Regions from separate parts of the Homo sapiens genome. Here region 2 is linked to region 1. Evidence: chromatin loops called from intact Hi-C (ENCODE). Cell type or tissue: dorsolateral prefrontal cortex. All regions are shown on one strand. Links, peaks and the distances in the headings refer to the core of each region. The heading gives the core; the rest is flanking DNA. Region 1 overlaps SPAG16 (sperm associated antigen 16). Region 2 overlaps VWC2L (von Willebrand factor C domain containing 2 like).

Region 1 (10,624 bases), core at 1,345-9,344:
AGACATGGTTTATCAATGTTAATGGTATTGACATGCATGTGTTTATATGTAGATGTGCATGTTTTCCTTTAACAACATTAACTCTGTTTCTAGAAATCAGGTGGGAGGCTATATAATTGATTTATATTTGGAATTTTTCTAGTTGTATGTGGTAGAAGGATGGGATTCATGGTATTCATAATTGAGGAAGCTGGTGAGAGGTTAGTTTAGATGATAAACCATACACCATGGCACCCACGCATCGTACGAAAAGGATAGAAGCCCTAAGGGGGCTGACAGGTCAAGAGGAAAGTATTCATCAAAAAGATAATATTCTCTCTGTTTAAGAAGTTCCATGGATCAGAAGAGTAAGAGAGAAGGATAGTTAGAGGCTTTTGTCAGACTATGGAATGCTGGTATTTACATTGTTTTAAATAGAGCCATTTAAGGTGATAAATAGAATATAACATTATTATTTTGTTGCCAAAGTAGACTGAGAATAGCATGGACATTAAGAAGGTCCAGGATTTTCTGGTTTAAGAGTATTGGATAATTCATTTACATGAATCCTGAAGCCTTCTAAAATTATAGTGGGAGTTCTGATGGAAAGAAAGAGTATGAGGTCTCCCAAATTTTGGCAAGTTTAAGTAATTTATTGAAAATTCAAATGATTGTAGTGGCAAGGAAGTAGACTCATATGACATTATGGCATGACTCTTCAGAGAAGATAAGACATTATAAGAGATGACAGTTATCCAAGAGAATGCAGTCACCCCTCTTCCACCATATCCAAGTGGTACAAATGTGAGGACAGGTGTCACCTCCTTAAAGAAAGAAAAATCTGCTCAGCTAATACATAAGATAATTTGAAGATATAGAGGACAATTCAGAAGAGTTTGAGGGAAGGAAGTCAATACAGCAGGAGGAACAAGCAGCAAAGTGTATCAAAAGAATGAGAGCTCTGGGGAAAGACTGGTCTTTAGTTTCGTGGTGCGGAAGTACTAGGGTGGGGAGCAGAACTAACTACCTAGCTCAAATATTTTGATATTGGTCTAAGTTATTTGGTTGCAGAACTGGCTGAGGGTCTCAGGTAATATCTGGCTGTGTTAAAATGTGTAATAGATAATATTTCAAAGTTGTGGCAATTGTCTGTTTTGCAGAAAGACCATTCCGATTTGGAACAGTGAATAGGCTCCTGGTGAAGCCAGGACTACTGTGAGGATTGTGGTGTAGCTGTTTGATCCTTCTTCTGGGTTGTGTGGAATGTGGAAAACAAGGGTGTAGTAGTGATGAAGGGAGGGTCTCCTGGAAAATTTGTTTTCATATTGACTTTTATTAAATTTTAAAAGGAAGCAATAGTTAATATATACACTTTTACAAATAATTAAAATATACATTAATATTCAGTTTTTACACTTCTGCTTATTTTTAAACAAAGATTTCTCTCTTTGTTTAACAGTAAGAACATTAAGGTTGGTGTCTAATGTAGCTCTTGGAAATACAAAATCTCTTTCATTTATTAATGACTATAATTAAGGTACACATTTGCTAAGACCAATAATTAGGTTCCATAATGAACATACTACAGTAATCGTTAGCTGTGACATAAAACATGACAAGATGAGGGTTTGCTTCCCTTTCTCTTTCCCTCCAGTTTATATTCTCTCTAATAAAACTCTTAAATCTTCTGTGTCTGTGTATGTGTGTGTTTTGCACCTAATATGGAAGACTGGTGTGCTGGCAGGATGGTGAGGAGAGCCAATGGTCTCATTTAATGAAATTGGAAGCTTCTCTCTTCTTTTGTTTTTCTTCTCTATTCCTCACCATGTTTCTTCTATACCCCTGTACATTTCACTGCCAACCGACAAGGCAATGAGATGAAAAATACAACAGAGACTAGCCAGAAAGAGAATAAGGAGCATTGTCCCAACCGTCTGCTGAGAAAGAAATGCATTCTTCCCAGCTACGGCATTCAGTCAGGTTAGTGGTTGAGAACTGAAATTATTTTTGCTGGTATAATTTATATATTTTCTTTATGATCCTAACATAAAATCAGCACTATGGATAAGATTGCTGAGACAGATAGCTTTAATATGGTAAGAAAAGGAAAGGCAAGCAGTGAGGGGTCAATCCTGGAAACTGCACCAAGGTGGCTGGATGACACGGGTACACTCAGCTGCAGGCGACCTGAGGGAGTTCAGGCAAGCAGAGAACACAGAAAGAGATAATACATAATCACAGTTTCAGGGGTAGGAAATCTTCAACAAGAGCTAAAATGGGCCTAGCAACAGGAGTTAGAAGCATGGTAAAGAGGAGGTGGAGAACAGAGATGGTGAGATTCAGGCTGCCAGGAAGACAGTTTTCAGTTGTTACAGGAACCTGATAAGTGAACTCTGGTCTTACAGAAAACTGTTAGGACAAAGTAGAATCACAGAATGAGAGGAACTTAGGTGCTTGAAATCATGTCAAGGCAAAGTACCAGAGAAAAAGAGAAGGACCAGGATACTGGAATAAGTATGGAATAACTTAAGAAGAACTGGGACTCAGGAGTAGAGCAAAGTTTTAAGGGCCTATATTATACTGAATTGCTTTTGCAAATGAAACCAGAGTGTGGCAGAGGAAGCTATTTGTCTCTGACCTGATGCAGGTCTAAGTTAGTAGTTGGAGGCTAAGAGACTCAGCTTTAGGTTAATCGGCAAAGATAAGGACAGGAAATCTAATAGGTTATTACAACCAAAATATCTTTTTAAAAAGTGATTAGAATTGAGTTTGAAATAAAGGTGATTGGATGATTACCTGGTAGCAGATGTATGTTTATTTGTGGGAGGAGGGTGCAGGGCAGTGCATTAGTTCATGAGAGAAGAGACTGCAACTTACAGTGTTTTGGTTCCAGAACATGCTAGGATTTTTTTTCTCTCCTGGTATCTGGAACATTTGGTATCCAAATAATTTTAATTCTGTTTAACTTAATAGCTAACTTTGGGTTTATTCATTCATACAACAAATATTTAGCATTTTTTGTTTTATTACATGTAACTAGGCAAGTCCTATCATCTCTAGGAAACTGGGACGAGTACTTAAAACTAAACATGTTTTGTTTCTTTGCTTTGATGCATTGTTTCATATGTTATCTTTTTTTTTTGAGTTTCAGATAACCTGAAAGAAGGTTATGAGGTTTGTATGTGAAAAAATAAAGAATAGGATTTTTAAAAGATTAAGAAACAGCCTTCAATTCATAGTCTAAATTTGGGTAAGAAAAGAAATGAAAGTTATAAAATTGACTTCATTCCATGACTTAAAATTTCCTTTGAGAAGTTCTGCTTCACTTAAAAAATGAGAAGCCTTATAAGAATGTCACTCTAACCCCTAATGAAGAGAGCAAAGAAGAACAGTGACACGATAACTTTTTCTGAACCCCTCAGAGAACTGAAGTCACAAAAAAATAGATGAACTGAATTCCAAAGGGGCCATAAACACCTTCAAAGAGAGGCAGGGCACACCTTTAGCAGAGCAATGGAGAAAGAGATGGAAACCATTAAAATGGGTAAGAAGCAAAGAATAAACATTTTAATGAAATCTCAAAGGTCAAATGTAGGCTAGTGTAGCAGAATAGAATCCCTAGGAGTACTGGACATAAGGCACAAAAGCACCTCCACCCTCCACACCAGATAATTTCCACAGATTTCCACCATGTGCTCAAAAGAAAAGATGGAGGGCAGGCGGGAGACCACAGAGGACAGGCAAGATACTCCACATGCTTGTCACACCCACCTCTCATTGAAGCAAAAGCTATCTTCTGCTAGAGGAGGACAGGAAGCACTCCTGTGCCCTGGTCCAGGGGAAAGGTCTGCTGCTATTGGGGGACAGGTAGAAGCAAAAATTGTCTGCCAATGAAAGAGGAGCAAGAAACATGCCCAGTTCAGATTCCTGTGCTGATACAGAAGCAGAGGCGGTCTGCTGCTACTGGAGAAGGAACTTAAAGGGAAAAATTCCTTTGAGTTCAAATTCTCCAGTTTTGGAAATTTTATGCAAATGGACTCCCATGAGATAAAACAAACAAAAAACACAAACTCTCTCCCCACCATGGCAAGAAGCACCCACAACACACACACATCAAAAAATACAAAACAGAGTTTAGCTGACATGAAGAGGCAGGAAAGAAATTCTGAGAAGCCCATACTCTGAGGTTCAGATGCACAGGCCTGTCTAGGATCGGGGCTTTGAAAAGCAGCAGTCACAAGCCTGAGACACAGAGGGAGAAAGTGGGTAGGAGGAGACGGAGGTAGGGAGAGAGAGAGATCGGTAGGGTGAGAGAGAGACTGAAAGAGAGATGAATTGATTGATTTTAAGAAATTTACTGACATTTTTATGGGAACAGTCCTAAATTTGCAGATCAGGCTGACGGGGTAGAAATTCAGGGAAAAGTTCATGTTACAGTCTTCAGTACAAAATCTGCAGGCTGGAAACACAGGCATGGTTTCTAATTCTGCAGTGTTGAGGAAGAATTGCTGCTGCTTTGGGAAACCTCAGTCTTTACTCTTAAGACATTCAGCTGGTTGGCTGAGGCCCACCTAATTATGGAGGGTGATCTGCTTTACTCAATGTCTACCAATTTAAATGTTAATTACATCTAAAAATATACCTTTATAACAACATCTAGATCTGTATTTCACCAAACAATTGGGCACTATAGTCTAGACAAGTTAACATGTAAAATTAACCATCACAATGGTCAGTATCAGAAAGGATACTTCAGAAAAATTATTAAGAATAATAGCCCAAGTGAAGTGGCTCATGCCTATAATCCCAGTACTTTGGGAAGCCAAGGCGGGCGGATCATGAGGTCAGGAGTTTGAGAACAGCCTGGCCAACATAGTAAAACCCTGCCTCTACTAAAAATACAAAAATTACCTGGGCATAGTGGCACACGCCTGTAATCCCAGCTACTCAGGAGGCTGAGGCAGGAGAATTGCTTGAACCTGGGAGGCGGAGGTTGCAGTGAGCCGAGATCGCACCACTGCACTCCAGCCTGGTGACACAATGAGGCTCTGTCTCAAAACAATAATAATAATAATAATAAAGAGGGACATTACATGAAGATAAGGGGGTTAACTTTTCAAGAGAACATAACAGCCTTAAATATATATATATATATATCCATAGCTTCTAAATACATGAAGCAAAAACCAATAGAACTGAAAGGAGAAATCCATAAATATACAATTATAGTAGGAGACTTTAACAATTCTCACCCAATAATCAGCAGAATATATAAACAGACGATTCAAAAAATATAAAAAACCTGAATAGAACTATCAACCAACTTAACCTAATTAGCATTTATAGTACACTCCAACCTACAATAACAGAATAAATAATCAAGATATTCTGGGCAATCAAGTTTCAATAAATTTAAAAAGATTGAAACAACTGAAACATGCATGAATATGTTTGCATCCTGAGAGCATTTTATTAAGTTAAAGAAGACAGCAACAAATGGCTACATACTATATGATTTCATTAATATGACATTCTAGAAAAGGAAAATCTACTGGGACAGAAAGGTTGCCAGGAGCCAGATTTGCAGGGAAGGTAATTGACTGAAAAGAACACAAGGGAATTTGGGGAATGATGGAAATGTCCTATACTATGATTCTAGGGTAGTTACAGGACTGTGTGAATTTGTCCAAACTTACTAAGCTATACATTTATAAAGTATGAATTTTGTTCAGGTAAATTACATCTCAATAAATGTGATTTCTTAAGATAAATTCCTTTGAGTTCAAATTCTCCAATTGTGGAAATTTTATACAATTAGACTCCCATGAGATTTTTTAATAAAACAAAACCACAATAGTGGGTTATCAAATACCCAGGTGGTACTCAGGGCCAAAGGGTATCCCTTTGGGCCCCTTTGTATGAAAGCCTTGTCCTTCCTTTAACTACCATAATGGCACATGTTCACTAACTAGATCAATTTTTATCTCAAAGTAACCACAAATGAAATGTTTTTTAAAATATTAGATATGTTCATTAATTTTTACTTATTATACGTATAACAATTATTTATAATTTGGTTCTCATTACCTAGAGCACATTTGTAACTTTTTTCAATAGTAGAAATAAATTTACATGATATTGACTCATAATTGAGGGCTATACCTTATTTTCATCAAAAATATACTTAGTTGGACTGTAGGCTAATTGGAACAAAGAATTAGGCAGCTCACATACTCATTAAATATTCTATTGAAGATTAATATGCAGAAATACACACAAAATATTCAAGCTAGATAGATTTTCATGAAGTAAACCTAGATCAAGAAACAAAACATTGTCATCTCCTGGAATCCTTATTTTGCCTCCTTGCAGTAGCTACCAACTCCCCATATCAAAGGTTCCTGCTGTTTTTGAAACTTTCATAAATGGAATCATACAGTATATACTTTTTTGTATGTGATTTTTAAAATAGTATTTTGTGTGAGTTACATCCATATCATTACATGCCGTTGTAGTTTGGTCACTGTCTTGGCTGTATAAGAATGCTTTTATATGAATGACTACAATCATTTTCCCATTCTGTTGATGACCCTATTGATTTTGTTTTCAGTTTGCACTAGTTCACAGCTTATAGCTATGAACATTCTTGAATATTTCTTTTGGTTAAAATGCATAGGCATTTCTGATGGGCGTGCTTCTAAGAATGTAATAGCTAGATCGTAGGACATGCACATATATTTAGCTTTACTCTGTAATTTTTTTCAAATAAAATTTATTTTTCTAAATATGTCATTTGTAATAAAGTGCTAAATTTTCGGCATTAAAAGATGATAAATTATTACAAACAATACCACTATCTATCTGCTTGACATCTTATGAGATACTTATGCCAATATCCAGAACATATTTTATATCTTGGTGTGATAAAAAGATAGCCTTTACACATGTCTCTTATGCACATGATTCCTAAGGCATATTGTTTTCTAGGCCTCCAGTGACACATAACTTTGACAGTGCATGATAACAATGCTATGTTCATGGATTAAAAATATGCATAATTTCATATTTTATTCCCCTTAGGAAATGTTATCACTGAACTTACAGTGAATGTAGTTGTCAGTATTCCACCTGTGAAGCCCAATATTACTGTAATAAATGCTCTAGAAATATGATAATTGACTTCTCTGAGTGCCAAGAAGAATCAGTAGTCAAACTAGGGCCTGCAAGAATGAGCTTCCCCTACAGCAATGTAATAAAATTTTCCAGGGTCTTAGATGGAGTATTTTCTTATAGAGCCTGATATTTTAAAAGGCAAACTTATAAAACAGATAAAAGGAATTATTTTTGTTTATTTAATAGGTAAAATTACACAGTACACTATAATAATAGTTATATAATGTTCCAAAAATAATTTGTCAGTACATATAATAGTTTTTATTTATTTCTTGATATTTAACTTACTACTTTGTACAAAGCATGCATATATATATATATATGCTTATATATATATACTTATATATATGATATATATATATATATATCACAGTCAGAATGGCTACTATTAAAAAGTTAAAAAACAGCAGATGCTGGTGAGACTAACAGAGAAAAGATGCTGGTGAGACTAACAGAGAAACACTATATACACTGTTAGTGGGAAAGTAAATTAGTTTAGCCACCGTGGACAGAAGTTTGGAGATTTCTCAAATAATTTCAAACTACCATTTGATGCAGTAATCTCACTACTGGGTATATGCCCAAAGGAAAATAAACTGTTCTACCCAAAAGATATATATATACTTTTATGTTTATTGCAGCACTATTTACAATAGGAAAGACATAGAATCAACCTAGGTGCCCATCAACAGTGGATTGAATAAAGAAAATATGGTACATATATACCATAGAATACTATACAGCCATGAAAAAGAATGAAATCGTGTCCTTTGCAACTGGAGGCCATTATTCCAAGTGAATTAACACAGGAACAGAAAACCAAATACCACATGTTCTCACTTATAAGTGGTAGCTGAACACTGGGTACTCAGGGGCATAAAGATGGCAACAATAGACTGGGAACTACTAGAGATGGGAAAGAGGGAGGTGGGTAAGTGTTGAAAAACTACTGGGTACTATATAGGCTGACTACCTGGGTGGTGTGATCAGTTGTACCCTGATCCTCAGCATCACACAATATACCCATGTAATAAACTTGTACATGTTCTCCCTGACCCTAAAATAAAAGTTGAAATTATTAAAAAGTAAAGGAACTGGAAGGCGTTAAATGCTGCCTAACTTTGTAAGCTTCTCTTGTTTCTTCCCCATCCCCAAGCATAAAGAAGGACTCTCTCTGCAATTTCCTTATCTAAGTAAACTTCTTTCCATGAGAAATGCAGTCCTTTAAAGATCCCCTCCATAGGAATCTCATCAAATTAGCAGGAAAGTTTAATCACTGGAAAAGAGAAAACTAAAAGCTGTTACCTTGCGCAGTAGATCTTTCATCAGTTCTTTACTCCTGGATATTACCTGGTAGAGTTTATCTCATAATATGACAACCATTGTTCACAGTAAAGTTCCACCCCTCACCTTCCTGCCACCTCCCTGGGACCTCAGAGGAACTTTATCTCAGGTCATTGTTTTCTTGGCTCATTCATTTCTCCTAAAAATCATTTACTTCCCCTGTAATGTTTCCTGAAGTCTCTCACTTTCCTGTCCCCTATGAAGAGTGTATATGAGCCTCAAACATCTGGCTCTGCCTTGGGTCTCATATTTGCAGGACTGCCAAGTCCATGTATATATGAATAAACTTTGTATGCCCTTTTTTTACTACTCATCTATTGTTGGTTCATTCCAGTGAACCCTCAGAGATGGTGAAAAGGAAGCATTCCCTTTCCTACAAAGGCATGCATAAATAAACATACATTATATGGTTTGGTTCTGTGTTCCCACTCAAATCTCATCTACAATTGTAATCCCCATGCTTTAAGGGAGGAACCTAGTGGGAGGTGATTGTACCATGGGGGTGGTTTTCCTGCTGCCATTCTCGTGATAGTGAGTTCTCATGAGATCTGATGGTTTAAAAGTGGCAGTTTCCCCTGTGCTCTCTCTCTCCTGCCACCATGTGAAGAAGGTGCCTGCTTCCCCTTTGCCTTCTGCCATGATTGTAAGTTTTCTGAAGCCTCCCCCGCCATGTGAAATTGTGAGTCAATTAAACCTCTTCTGTTTATAAATTACCCAGTCTCAGATAGTAACTTCATAGCAGTGTGAAACCTGACTAAGTATTAAAAGTGTACATTCATTCATCTGTATGTTTACTCTTTTAAGAAATACTAGTTATGACTTTTATTTCAGTGAAGTTTCTCTTGAAGGAGTGGAACATTTCTTTATAAAATAGAGCTCCAAAATGTGTAGAGATATTGAATAACATTGTTATTTTATTCCCATGATTCCTTATTTAAGCAGGCCCTACAAAGTATAGTATCTGAACGCCCAATTCCAATCAGAGAGTTTTGCATTTCTTACTATTTTCTTCAAATGATATTCAAGCTATTTTATTTCCTGGAAAATGCCAACATGAAAAACGTTTGGAAGTTTGAAAGACTTCTCTGATAAAATTCTAAGCTCAAAAGTGGCACTAATTACTAGCCAACATTTTATGTGTCCATTTGTTAACTTGTTTATTTGATTATTATCTGTCTTCCTTTTCAGAAGGTAGATGGGAACTATTTTATGTTCACTCTTATATTCTCAGTTAATATCACAGGTGTTCAATTAATATTTGTTGTGAGAGTAAAGGAATAAATGCACATTCTTTGAAAACTTTTTTTTTTTCCCAGAAGCGTCTACTTCTGTCACCCAGGCTAAAGTGCAATGGCACAATTATAGCTCACTGCAGCTTTGTTCTCCTGGGCTCAAGGAATCTTCTTGTCTCAGCCTCCCAAGTAGCTGGGACATAGGCGTGCACCACCACACTCAGCTAAATTTGTTTGGTCTTGTTGTTTTTTGTTTGATTGTTTGTTTGGTTGGTTGGTTGGTTTTTTTTTTGAGACAGAGTCTTGCCCTGTCACTCAGGCTGGAGTGCAATGGCACAATCTCGGCTCACTGCAACCTCTGCCTCCCGGGTTCAAACAATTCTCCTGTTTCAGTCTTCCATGTAGCTGGGATTACAGGTGCCTGCCACCACACCCGGCTAATTTTTCTAATTTTTCGTGTTTTTTTTTTTTTTTTTAGTAGAGACGGGTTTTGCCATGTTGGCCAGGATGGTCTCAAACTCCTGACCTCAGGTGATCCACCTGCCTCGGCCTCCCAAAGTGCTGGGATTACAGGCGTGAGCCACCGTTGTTTTTGCTTTTATTTATTTTTGAGATAGGATCTCACTGTTTTGCCCAGGCTGAAGTGCAGTAGCTTGATTACAGCTCATTGCAGCTTCAACTTCCTGGGATCCAGGGACCTCCTACTTCCAGCCTCCCAAGCAGCTGAGATTCCTGGCGCATGGCACCACACCCAGCTAATTTTTGTATTTTTTGCAGAGATTGGGTTTTGCCACGTTGCCCATAAATAGATATCAATGCCTGTAAATAGATGTAAATTTATGTTTGTATTTCTTTATTGATTTTTGGTAACCTTTTTTTTGTGTGTGGGAAACTCT
Region 2 (10,624 bases), core at 841-8,840, 760 kb after region 1:
CCTCAGTATGCAAACACAAAAACCAACTAGACTTCTAAATTCTGATCAGAAGCTCAGGATCCGGGCAAAGGAATACAGTAATGCACTCCTAGCTACCTGTCTCTTTTCCTGGGCTATTAGAAGCATCCTCTATTTCAGAGAGATATGAATTCATATCCCATTGATGCCATTTCCTGGATGTGTGATTTCTGGCAAGTTACTTTTTATCTGTGAGGTTCAGTGTCCTGAAGATAAGAACATGCACTTTTTATGTGGTTTGTTGTAATAATTAAACGAGACAAATTCCTGGCTTGAAGTAAATGTTCAAGAAATTATCACCATGTGTTTTCATTCATTATCAAATACTCCTATATATTTAATACTAACACTAGGCTTGATATATAAAGCCTGATTCCTAAGTTCAGAAAATAAGTTCACTTCCAATATATAATTAGTTTATACTATTTCATTCAGTTAAACAAATTTATACTTTCCTAATATTTGTCAGACACAGTAGTAGACCTGGACCATAAGAAATAACAAACCTTCAGTTCCTGTCTTCAAGGATCTGACAACTTAAACCATACCTGACAGATAAGACCGATATTCTCTCTCATTCTCTTTCATTCTTTCATTCACATTCTTTCATTCATATTCTCTCTTTCTTTCATTCATATTCATTCTCTCTCTCTCTCGATTCAGGGGCTCCCTGTATTGCCCAGGCTGGAGTGCACTGACACAACCTTAGCTCACTGCAGCCTCGACCTCCTGGGCTCAAGCAATTCTCCACAGTCAGCCTCCCCAGTATCTGGGACAACAGGTGCACACCACCACTCCTGGCTTTCTGTTTTTGGTAGAGACAAGGTCTCACTATGTTGCCCAGGCTGGTCTCAAACTCCTGGGCTCAAGTGATCCTCCTGCCTCAGCCTCCTAAAGTGCTGGGATTACAGGTGTAAGCCACCACAACCAGCCTACCTCCTATATTCTTAAAGATCACTAAAAGAGAGGCCCTCACCACATTGCTGGCAACTACTACATTCAGTTCTCAGTCCTCTGAAGAATTCACATGATGTGTAAGTGTGTTCAATTCATTGAGAATCAATATGTCTCCATTTTCTCTTATTCTAGACCCCAGAAGGAGGAGAGAACAGTTGTTCACCATTTTTTACATAATAAGCCTTCATTCTTTGAGAGTTATTGAGTTATTCCTCCATCTTCTCTTTCTAGATTAAATAATTCCAATCCCCTTAACCTTTTCTCAGAGGTCCTATTTGCCAGCCTTCAGTTTAATCATTTTCATTGCTCCCCTCTGGAGTCTCTCCAAATCCTCTGCATTAAAATACGTTGCTTTGCCATTGAATTCACTCTTTTAAGAAACGTATTCCCTTATTTCGACCAAGACAAAAAGAAATCAGTCCCCAAATACAAGGTAGACAGTAGATAGAAGGGTAGATTTCCTATGTAAAGAACTCATGGTGGGCTTTCATATGCTCAAATCAAATTTGCATTTACTGTCACCACTATTAAGGAAGAAGGGCTAAAACCAGAATCATTTTAAATAGTGCCAACCATTCTGCCTGACAATTATCTAAATTACTTTTAAGCAGATAAGACTATTAACAGCAAACTTGAGACTTCTGTAGTTACACCTAAGGTTCTCAGACAGGTACTAATAAAAAATCACTGTACTACTAAAGCTAATGAGATCAAACAGGAATTTTTGATTCTGTAAAATACCTCTGGCCATCAGGTAGAGGTAAGAGCTTACCATATGATTTACAGAAGTGCCTTTGGTTAGGCCTGGCACGTGCAAAGATCTTTCTTTGCATTCTGTCAATCAATATACAGTCATTAATATTTCTTGAGCTGAGAGTGCAGCAAATTCTAAATGACTCTTAAGAAATGGTGTATAGAGGTTAGTCAAATACACACTGACCGTAGTACGATACCAGCATATGCAGAAAGGGGTGGATATGAAAACCAGAGCTCTAGTAAAATATCCCTTCAGGATAAGCATAGAAATTTGTAAGAATTCTCTTTTCACAAAGATTCCTCCCTGCCTGTTTCTCTTATTGTGCCACTGATATTACCCAGCCTCCCGTGAGCCAGTAGCATGTCTCTACACATACACATACACACACACACACATACACACATACGCACGCTCACACGGTTAAGATTCTTCTGACTGTCGAATATCCAAATCTTCTCAAGAAGCTGGGAAAACTCTTACTGGATAATATCTTGCCTGGTTCAGGGACTTCTTTTAAAACCACTATTTAGAATTTTATTTTCCCATGTGGAAAAGTTAAAAGTATACAATTGGGGTAAACAGACTTGGTTACAAGGGGACAGGTGGCAAGAGGAACCACTGCCTCCTCCGGTTTGACTCCAGGCAAATAGGTGGTAGTTCACTCTAGTATGATTATTAAAGCTAGGTTGGCCCTGGCAAGACCCTGTTTGGCCTAGAACTGGCTGGGCTGAGAGAGGTCTGTCAACAACGGCCCCAGGAGAATGAGCTACATTCTGGAAAAACCTCTCTGCCAAGTTCTCTGAAGACTCCCTCAGTTCTGAGTCCAGAACAAATTCGTGGTTTAGTGTTGAATTTTCCCAGGGAGCTGTAGACCCAAAGGCAGTCCAATCTATCGAACAATGACTTAAATCCCAAGACCTATGGAATTAATATTGTAGCCCTTAAATAATCAGCAATAAGGATGGCCAGTGGCTTAGAATCATAGAATCAGAACAAGGCCAGGCGTGGTGGCTCACACCTGTAATCCCAGCACTTTGGTAGGCCAAGGCAGGTGGATCGCCTGAGGTCAGGAATTCGAGACCAGTCTGCCCAACATGGTGAAACCTCATCTCTACTAAAAATACAAAAAATTAGCCAGGTGTGATGGCGCTTGCCTGTAGTCCCAGCTACCTGGGAGGCTGAGGCAGGAGAATTGCTCAAGTCCTGGAGGCAGAAGTTGCAGTGAGCCAAGATTGCGCCACTGCACTCCAGTCTAGGTGACAGAGTGAGACTCCATCTCAAAAACAATAACAACAACAACAAAATGAACAAGAAGCACCCTTCTGGGTGAAGGCTGACAGCTTGCTAGCTGTTTGTCAGAGCTGACCCTTATTTCCCTCCTGCTCTGCATGGCTCTTCACGCTTGAGCACATGCCAAGTGTTTGTGTTACAGAGTGAAGAAAGGCATAGGAACTCCACCACTGGTAAGTGTATGCACTATTGAGGTCTGGGAGCTCTGAAACAATGGGCAATTAAAACCATAACATATTGAATAGCCTTGTGTTGATAAGTATATGTTGTAATTAATTATAATTTTATAAAAAGCAAGACTCCAAATATGAAGCGGAACTACACATAGCCCCAGATTTCATTTATTTGATGGTAAAGACAGTCTTGCTTATCAAGGGGGTAAGAAAGTGAAAGTAGGGCACTGATACTGATATGCATTGCCATGTTACTTTGTAGTGGTTATGGTGAGTGGCCAATAATGCCAGGTTAATAAATCACTGGTAGACACAACTCAACATTCTCTCTCTTTACCCAAATGTGTACCTCAGAGACTTAATACCAAATTGCTTCAAAGAAAGAACAATTTGTACCATCCTACTATAATCCAGTGCACTTTGGGAAGCAATTTTTTTTTCCATTTGAATTTGGGAACTATAGTAATAACAACTAACACTGAACACTGATATTCCTACGTTGGGAAGGTCAAAAAATGCAAGAAAATAAGGGGAAAGTAAGAAAAAGGAGGGAAAGACAGAAAAAATTTTTAAAAACCTGAAATTGGTGAATTTTTTCAACATTCATCTATAATGAGCAGGGGACATTTTCAATAAGGCTTTTGAATGTCAAAAAGTAAAATAAAATTCCTGCTGACTTTCAAAAGCCCACTATTTTGGGTCATTCTTTAAAAAAAAAAAAAAAAAAAAAAGAGCCAGCAGATTAAAGGAAGTCCATTTATAAAAATCAAATGAACCTCTAACAAAGCTTGTTCAGGACATGAATAAATCATCTGGTCATGAATTATTCATTGTTATCAAGAAACAAGCTGGGGATTCCAGGAACTGGGCTGGGGAGGCACTGAAACTGGGGAACGAGCGAGTTTATTGTCTCATACCCACCACAGGAAAAGAGAAGGACAGGCCAAGGGTGCCACCATCTGAGGCCGACCATGTCAGCCCTCCCTCGTGTTTCAGAGCATACGCTGGCAGCCTTTACACCTCAGAGGACAAAACAAATACAGTTTAACCCACAGAACCTAAATTTAGAAAACTGCATGTACTCAGGAAGCAGAAAATACGATTTTTTTTGAAGATTGTCTCTTTTTATTTAAGTTCACAATATACACGGGAAATATGAGCTGTGTGCAAAAGGTAGCAGAGTTGCAACTTTGAATTTCAAGGAGATGGCTAGAAAATTCCTTGATGATAAGTCAGTAGAGTAGTCTGACTTACTCATTTATGGCTTTGGGGCTTGGGTTTGGATGGTGGGGAGAAAGGGAGCCTCTCAGATTTAATCAACTAATCAATGTATCTGTGTGTTTCAGGTCCAAACTGCTTTGCAGGAACGACGATAATTCCAGCTGGCATTGAAGTGAAAGTGGACGAATGTAACATCTGTCATTGTCACAACGGGGACTGGTGGAAGCCTGCTCAGTGTTCGAAACGTGAATGCCAAGGCAAGCAGACTGTGTAGGACAAACTTCCACCCAATGATGAGTTCTTAGGAAAGGATGCTATGGCTTCAACACTGCACATGTTTAACACAAAACAAAACAAACAAACTCCTGCCAGCTACAACAGGGTCACCAGCAAAACTTTCTAGGGTTGACAAAAGTGAATATTTTCCTAAGAGGAAATTTCTTTCTCTCTTGCTATATAAAATATATATAGTATATAGCTATCTAAATCGCTTTTGTATTTACCAATGCTTGATGGTGACTTGACGACTGGATTGCTGGAACAAAAAGAAAGAAATAGCCTTGCACAGGCTCCTTCCCTGGTAATGCCTCTGACCTACCAGCTCACTGTCCCCTGGTTTACTTCATTTTTACTCTTCTGTACATTGTACATGGCATTGTTCTCCTGTAATATTTGTTTTTTCACTTTTAGAGTCTAAGGGGCTAAATTTGACTGCACAGTAAAGTTTTGAGTTGTGTAAAAAAAAAAGTTTGGTAAAGGAATGTCAGGGGAAATATCTTTCCCGAGCTGGGAAACACAAGAGCATCCAGTCAATTGCTCCCCTAGGGTGAATCATGCCCTGTAGACTAAGGAAAGAGGGGTGGGCACATAGACGGGCCTATTGCTGGACAGGGTTGGGAACAAGTACTTTGTCCATTACGTGGGGGCTCACAATTTAATTCTTACAAACCACACATTTCATATGGAAAACCTCGAAACTGCCAATCAAAATCTATTACGTAAAGAACACCATAAGCTCAACTAAAGAATCCAAAGAGAGACAGATCTTTAAAATTGTAGCATTAATCATCAGACTTTTTCATGATGTGAAATTTGAGTTTGGTTTGTAGCTAAACACACTCTAAACTCACTGTCATCAGGCAATATAAATACCAGAACCAGGGTGAGAAAACCCACTGTGAATCCAAATCCTTATGAACATCTCTGGCTTTTGAGTTCAGATTTGGCTAAAAGTCAGTAGTACACACTGGCAGTTTTTGTGGTTCGGGACTGTGTTTGCCATGTTGTAGTAACAACCACTCAGCCCTATGTCTGAAACACAGATTCAGGACACCCTTTCCACCTCAAGTGCTGATTTAAATTAAAGATTAGGGTAGAGTGAGTCTTGCACAATACAATTCCATTTGTTGAACATTTTTTAAAATGTATATATTAGATACTGAAAAATTAAAGTGAACCTTTGAAGAGTCTCTAGGTTGCCCTGGTAATGCTGCTAGTATAGTAACAGAAAAAACAAAACACACAGGGTATCTGATGCCACCTCGATTCAAGTGCAAAATTAACAATTCTGAAACCACATGGCATAGTTAGTCGCTTATTCCATGCTCCTGCCCTAAAAACCCTGGCACAGATCTGATAGGGTCCTTGAAGAGACTTTACAGTTGTCTTTATTATCAATGTTCTTTCTTTTTCTGCTCCCCCAACCTGGGCTTTGCCATAGCTCCTGTGGAGAGCCATATTCTAGAGCAAGGTGTCTCAATCTTAGTAGGATTGACATTTGGGGCCAGATCATTATTCGTTGGTGGGGGCTGTCCTGTGTGCTTTTAGGATGTTTAGCACCATCACTGGCCTCTATCCACTAGCAACATCCCAGCAACTGGTGACAACCAAATTTCTCCAGACATTGCCTAATGTCCCTAAGGAGTGGGAGTGAGGGGCCTAATTTCACCTCGTTGAGAACCAGTGGTCTAGAATAATCAGTATAGAGTGGTTTCTGGCAGGGGACACAGTAGGCAAGCTCTAGCAGCACCTGTGGCTTTTGTGAGCTTCTGATCCCTATGGGACATACACAGTCAGCATTTCCAAGGGGTCAGTCTTCTCCATAGAGAGTGAGGCTTCTAATGCTATAGGCCCACCCTCAGGAAACATATTTTTTTGAGTCTTGTCAACTGGTTTTTCATTTAAAATTGTCAGCCTCTCCTCCCTGGAAGCATCTGCTGTCATCAAGAAAGAGTTGTCATTTCCAAAATTAACGTGCTGACGAGTCAGACCTGACATTCTTATGCACACTGTGCTTGCGTTATGATACAAATAGCCATGCCGGCACCATCCCGAGGAAGAGCATCAAGCCACCTTCCCTTAGAACACCAATTTGCAGCAAGGTTGGTGCCTTTCATTTGCCACCATGGATACATCATATAGACAGTCATGAATCATTCATGAGCAATGCTGCATGATTTATGTCTGCACTCAAAAGTAAAGGAATTCCACACTTTAGCTTATGTCTAGACAGAGATGTATTATAGAGCTTTCTTTGCCCCGAGGTTGCCTGTTGCCAACTTCAAAAATCCACACTCTTGGAAAGAAATAATAATAATAAATGACAGGAATAAGGTTTGAAACTCAGAAAATATCATTAATAGAGCCATGCAGCATAGTACCTTATCTATTATTAAGGAGTTACTATGTCCTTTTTTAGAAAACAGAAAGAGAGTACAACTGGGAAGCTGAAGTGCAGAAATTTTGCATCAAAGCATTGGCACAGCGAGAGTCACAGCAAGAATTTACTAGAATTGAATGGGACATCCATTAAGGATCTCTCTTCAGAGAGTTTGCAGAAAGCAGGCTGTTCTGTGGCCTCTGATAACCAGCTAGAGAGAGGGATTTTTATGGTTGGTTTTGTTGTTGTTGGATTTTCTTTTTCTCAAAGTTTCACTGCAGGCTGTTTCCTTTAAGATTTTGTAGCACTGACATTTTTCCCCCTTTAGGGAGAGATGAACCTATACTGTGACAATTTCTCATAAACTGATAAACATTTTACAACTTCCTTCTACCCAGGTCATTGAGAAATTCTTTCCAGACTCTGAACAACAGAGCTCTGGTCTCATCTGTTGTTTGTTTCTTGTGAAGTCTTTGTTTGCAGCCACACTGTCATCTCTGTACTCCTATTTCTCCTCCGCCTTTGGTTCTCGGCTTTAACAACAGCTATGTTAAAATAAGGGATCAACATCTTGTTTGTCAGCTGATGCCTATTAAAAACGATTCAGTTTCTAAAATCTTTGAAAAATGGCGTGCCTGAAAACTAGTGAGAAAAAAAAAAAACCTAAACACTAAACTGTAAAAAGGGGATTCTAGCAACAATATTTGATGTGTAAAAGAATATATTATTAAAAAATTATTTTGTTAAATATAAAGTGTGTTAACCAGCAAACATTGTTTGTGGTATATTTTCCTTCCCACATTTCTCCTTTCTCCCTACCCTCATTATTTAATGACTAATTCTCGGTTACTTCTATCATTTGAAAGTACATGTGTCATTAGAGCTGTATTCAATTAGAATGAAGCATTAGCTTTTGCATTTGCCTGCACACATTTTCATTTTTCATAACGCAAGGCATTGCTGACTTGGGGATCCGAGAGGAGGCTCAAATAAGCCAGCAGTGACAGGGTAAGTGATAGGAAAAGTCTTTTCCTGACCCCAGATCCATATACTATGCTAACGATAATCTATAATTATTGAGTGCTGGCTCTGAGCCAGGCCCCGTACTAAGCTCTGTGCCCACAGGATTGTATTCAATCCACACAGCACACCTATGAGAGAGGAACTCTTGTCATTTCTGCTTTGTTCTTGAGGAAACCGGAATATAAAGAGGCTAAATGCTTTGCCCAAAGTCACAGGCTAGTAAGTAGCAAAGCAGGAATTCTTTATTATAAAAGTTTTCAAACATATATAAAGAAAATAGCATCAAGAACCTCCATTTACCCATTGCCCAGATTCAACAGTGATCAAGATTTTGTGAATTTTTTTAACAATCCAACAAATGTTTATTAAATAACCAATGCTACTACCTACAGTTCATTTAACGCTTACATGCCAGAGACTATGACTTGAAATTTACTTATATCATCACACTTAATTCTCATGCAACCCCTTTAAAGAGGTAATATTATTCCTAAATTACAAATCAAGAATCTAATAAGCTTGCATATAACAGTGAGATCATGCAGTAGTTTTCATTCTGGTATGGCTTATTTCACTTAATATAATGCCCTCCGTATAATACTTCCTTTATTCTTTACCCCCCTTAAGTCTTTTTTTCTTTTTTTTTTTTTTTTTTTTTTTTTTGAGACAGGGTCTCACTCAGTCACACAGGCTGTAGTGCAGCGGTGCGATTACAGCTCACTGCAGCCTTGACCTCCCTGGCTCAGATGATCCTCCCACCTCAGCCTCTCAAGTAGCTAGGACTACAGATATATCAGGCCTGGCTAATTTTTTTGTAGAGATAGGGTTTCGCCATGTTGCCCAGGCTGGTCTCAAACTCCTGGGCTCAAGAAATCTGCTTGCTGTGGCCTCCCAGTGTGCTGGGATTACAAGTGTGAGCCACTGTGCCCAATCCCTCTTAAGTTATTTTAACCAAATATCAAGCATCGTATGATTTTACCCTTACAATTTGCAGTAATCATCTAAGAAAAGTGACATTTTCTTACAAGACCATATTGTTATACAATATTTTATTAAACCTAACAAAATAAATCCTTAGTATCATTTAATATTTAATCCATATTAAAACTTCTTAGATTTTCTAAAATATGAGAGAGAAGAGATGTTTGCATGATTCAAACAGTCCATAACTTTGGATGTGGTTGTTTTGCCTCCTAAGTTCAGCTATGAATTCTGACAGAGTCCTTAGTTTATTGTTCTTCGAGCATTTGTGTTTCTTAAAGCTCCATGGTAAACTTCTTTCTAGACTGAGCAGGGAAACAGCAGGGCAAGAGGCTTTCTACCAACTGACCTCCAAGGGTCAAAGAGCCCTGGAGCAAGAATTGTTGCTGATGACCAGAACGCAGAAGACAGTGCCTTTGATGTGTATGTAAGCTCTCCTTAGAGAGTAAAAGTAAACTGTTATTTTTCTTCTTCTTGAGACAAACACATTGCTTGATGCAGAGCAAAACTGAACAATATTTTATGAATTGCCATCATCTTCTGCATTGTTGGAGGAAGAAAAAAAAGGGCAACCACTGAGAAAACATCAGCATGGCATTCCCACACACAAGCATACACACCCCAACTCCACTACCATTTTCTTAAAACAAGATTAGACTTTCTTGCATGTCAAAATAGAGAGAAATTCTCTACTCTGTATGTCCATTTTACACGACTGTACAGTTCAATTCAGATTCAAGTCTTATGGAGAGGACACCTCAAAGTATAGAGGAGAAAGCTATGAACTGAGACAAAGTCCTGGGTTTCTTGTTATTTTAGGTTTTATGTTGGGAATATTACTCTTTTAAATAGAGGTATTTTTATGAGTTTGAAAAACAAAATGCTATCTCTGAGCCAGCAATCTCACCTGTACCTTACCAAATTCATAAGGGATTTATACCTTAAATTTGGGTGACACCATTATCAGTGAGCCTCAAACTGTACTGTCTAGTACGAACACTTGATTCTCCCTAATCAACCTTGTACACCTAGAAGGCATGTTGTTATTTTGATGAAACAAAACACAGCTAGCGCCATAGTATCTTTCATGAGAGTTAAATAGATTGAGTTGAATGAATTTCTTTCACTTAATTTTAGAAACTCAAAATTTGCTTTACATTCCAAATATTTTCAGTTGTGGTAATGATATGATGGCTTTCTTAATTTTTTAGAATCTTGAACTCCTAACTGTTTGAAGCCCAAACTCCAATTTCAGTAATCCCAGTACTCACATTACAACCTGGTTTTGAGTAGGGATACTTTCAAAAAACTACATTTCTAGAATAAAGTTTTAGTTTTAAAACCTCCCAAATAATTTTGTGAGTTGGGCAGGATTGGAGAAGAATTTGGATATAAAGTTCAGAGACCATTTATTGAGCCCCTTCTGAGTGGCAGACACTGTACTGGTTACTTCACACAAGACAGTAATTTGCATTCATTAGTCAACCATCCTCATAACCACCATGAAATTATGGACTAGTAATCCCATTTTGAAGACTGCAACAC

Evidence for each region. Hi-C counts contacts between places; a loop is a spot of excess contacts. Peaks named below come from ENCODE experiments on the same cell type or tissue, not always from the same donor. Only the 100,000 strongest peaks of a DNase experiment are listed, where the experiment ranks them.
Region 2: it touches region 1 in a loop (4-fold over the local background); 5 of 110 quality-filtered maps call a loop at or near these places.

What each region holds. Positions count from the first base shown.
Region 1 is chr2:213,809,755-213,820,378 of GRCh38, forward strand. All of the region lies in intron 10 of SPAG16 (sperm associated antigen 16), which reads left to right. Among named protein-coding and RNA genes, the nearest start is that of MIR4438, 57 kb to the left of the region's middle. In dorsolateral prefrontal cortex, for the core only: no CTCF peak of the experiment used is centred there; no DNase peak of the experiment used is centred there.
Region 2 is chr2:214,571,131-214,581,754 of GRCh38, forward strand. VWC2L (von Willebrand factor C domain containing 2 like) reads left to right here. Exons shown (of 4, transcript NM_001080500.4): 4 at 4,542-7,846. The coding sequence ends at 4,690. Among named protein-coding and RNA genes, the nearest start is that of VWC2L-IT1, 66 kb to the left of the region's middle. In dorsolateral prefrontal cortex, for the core only: a CTCF peak has its summit at 4,179; DNase peaks (open chromatin) are centred at 4,101 and 4,621; H3K4me3 peaks cover 1,773 bases; H3K27ac peaks cover 3,254 bases.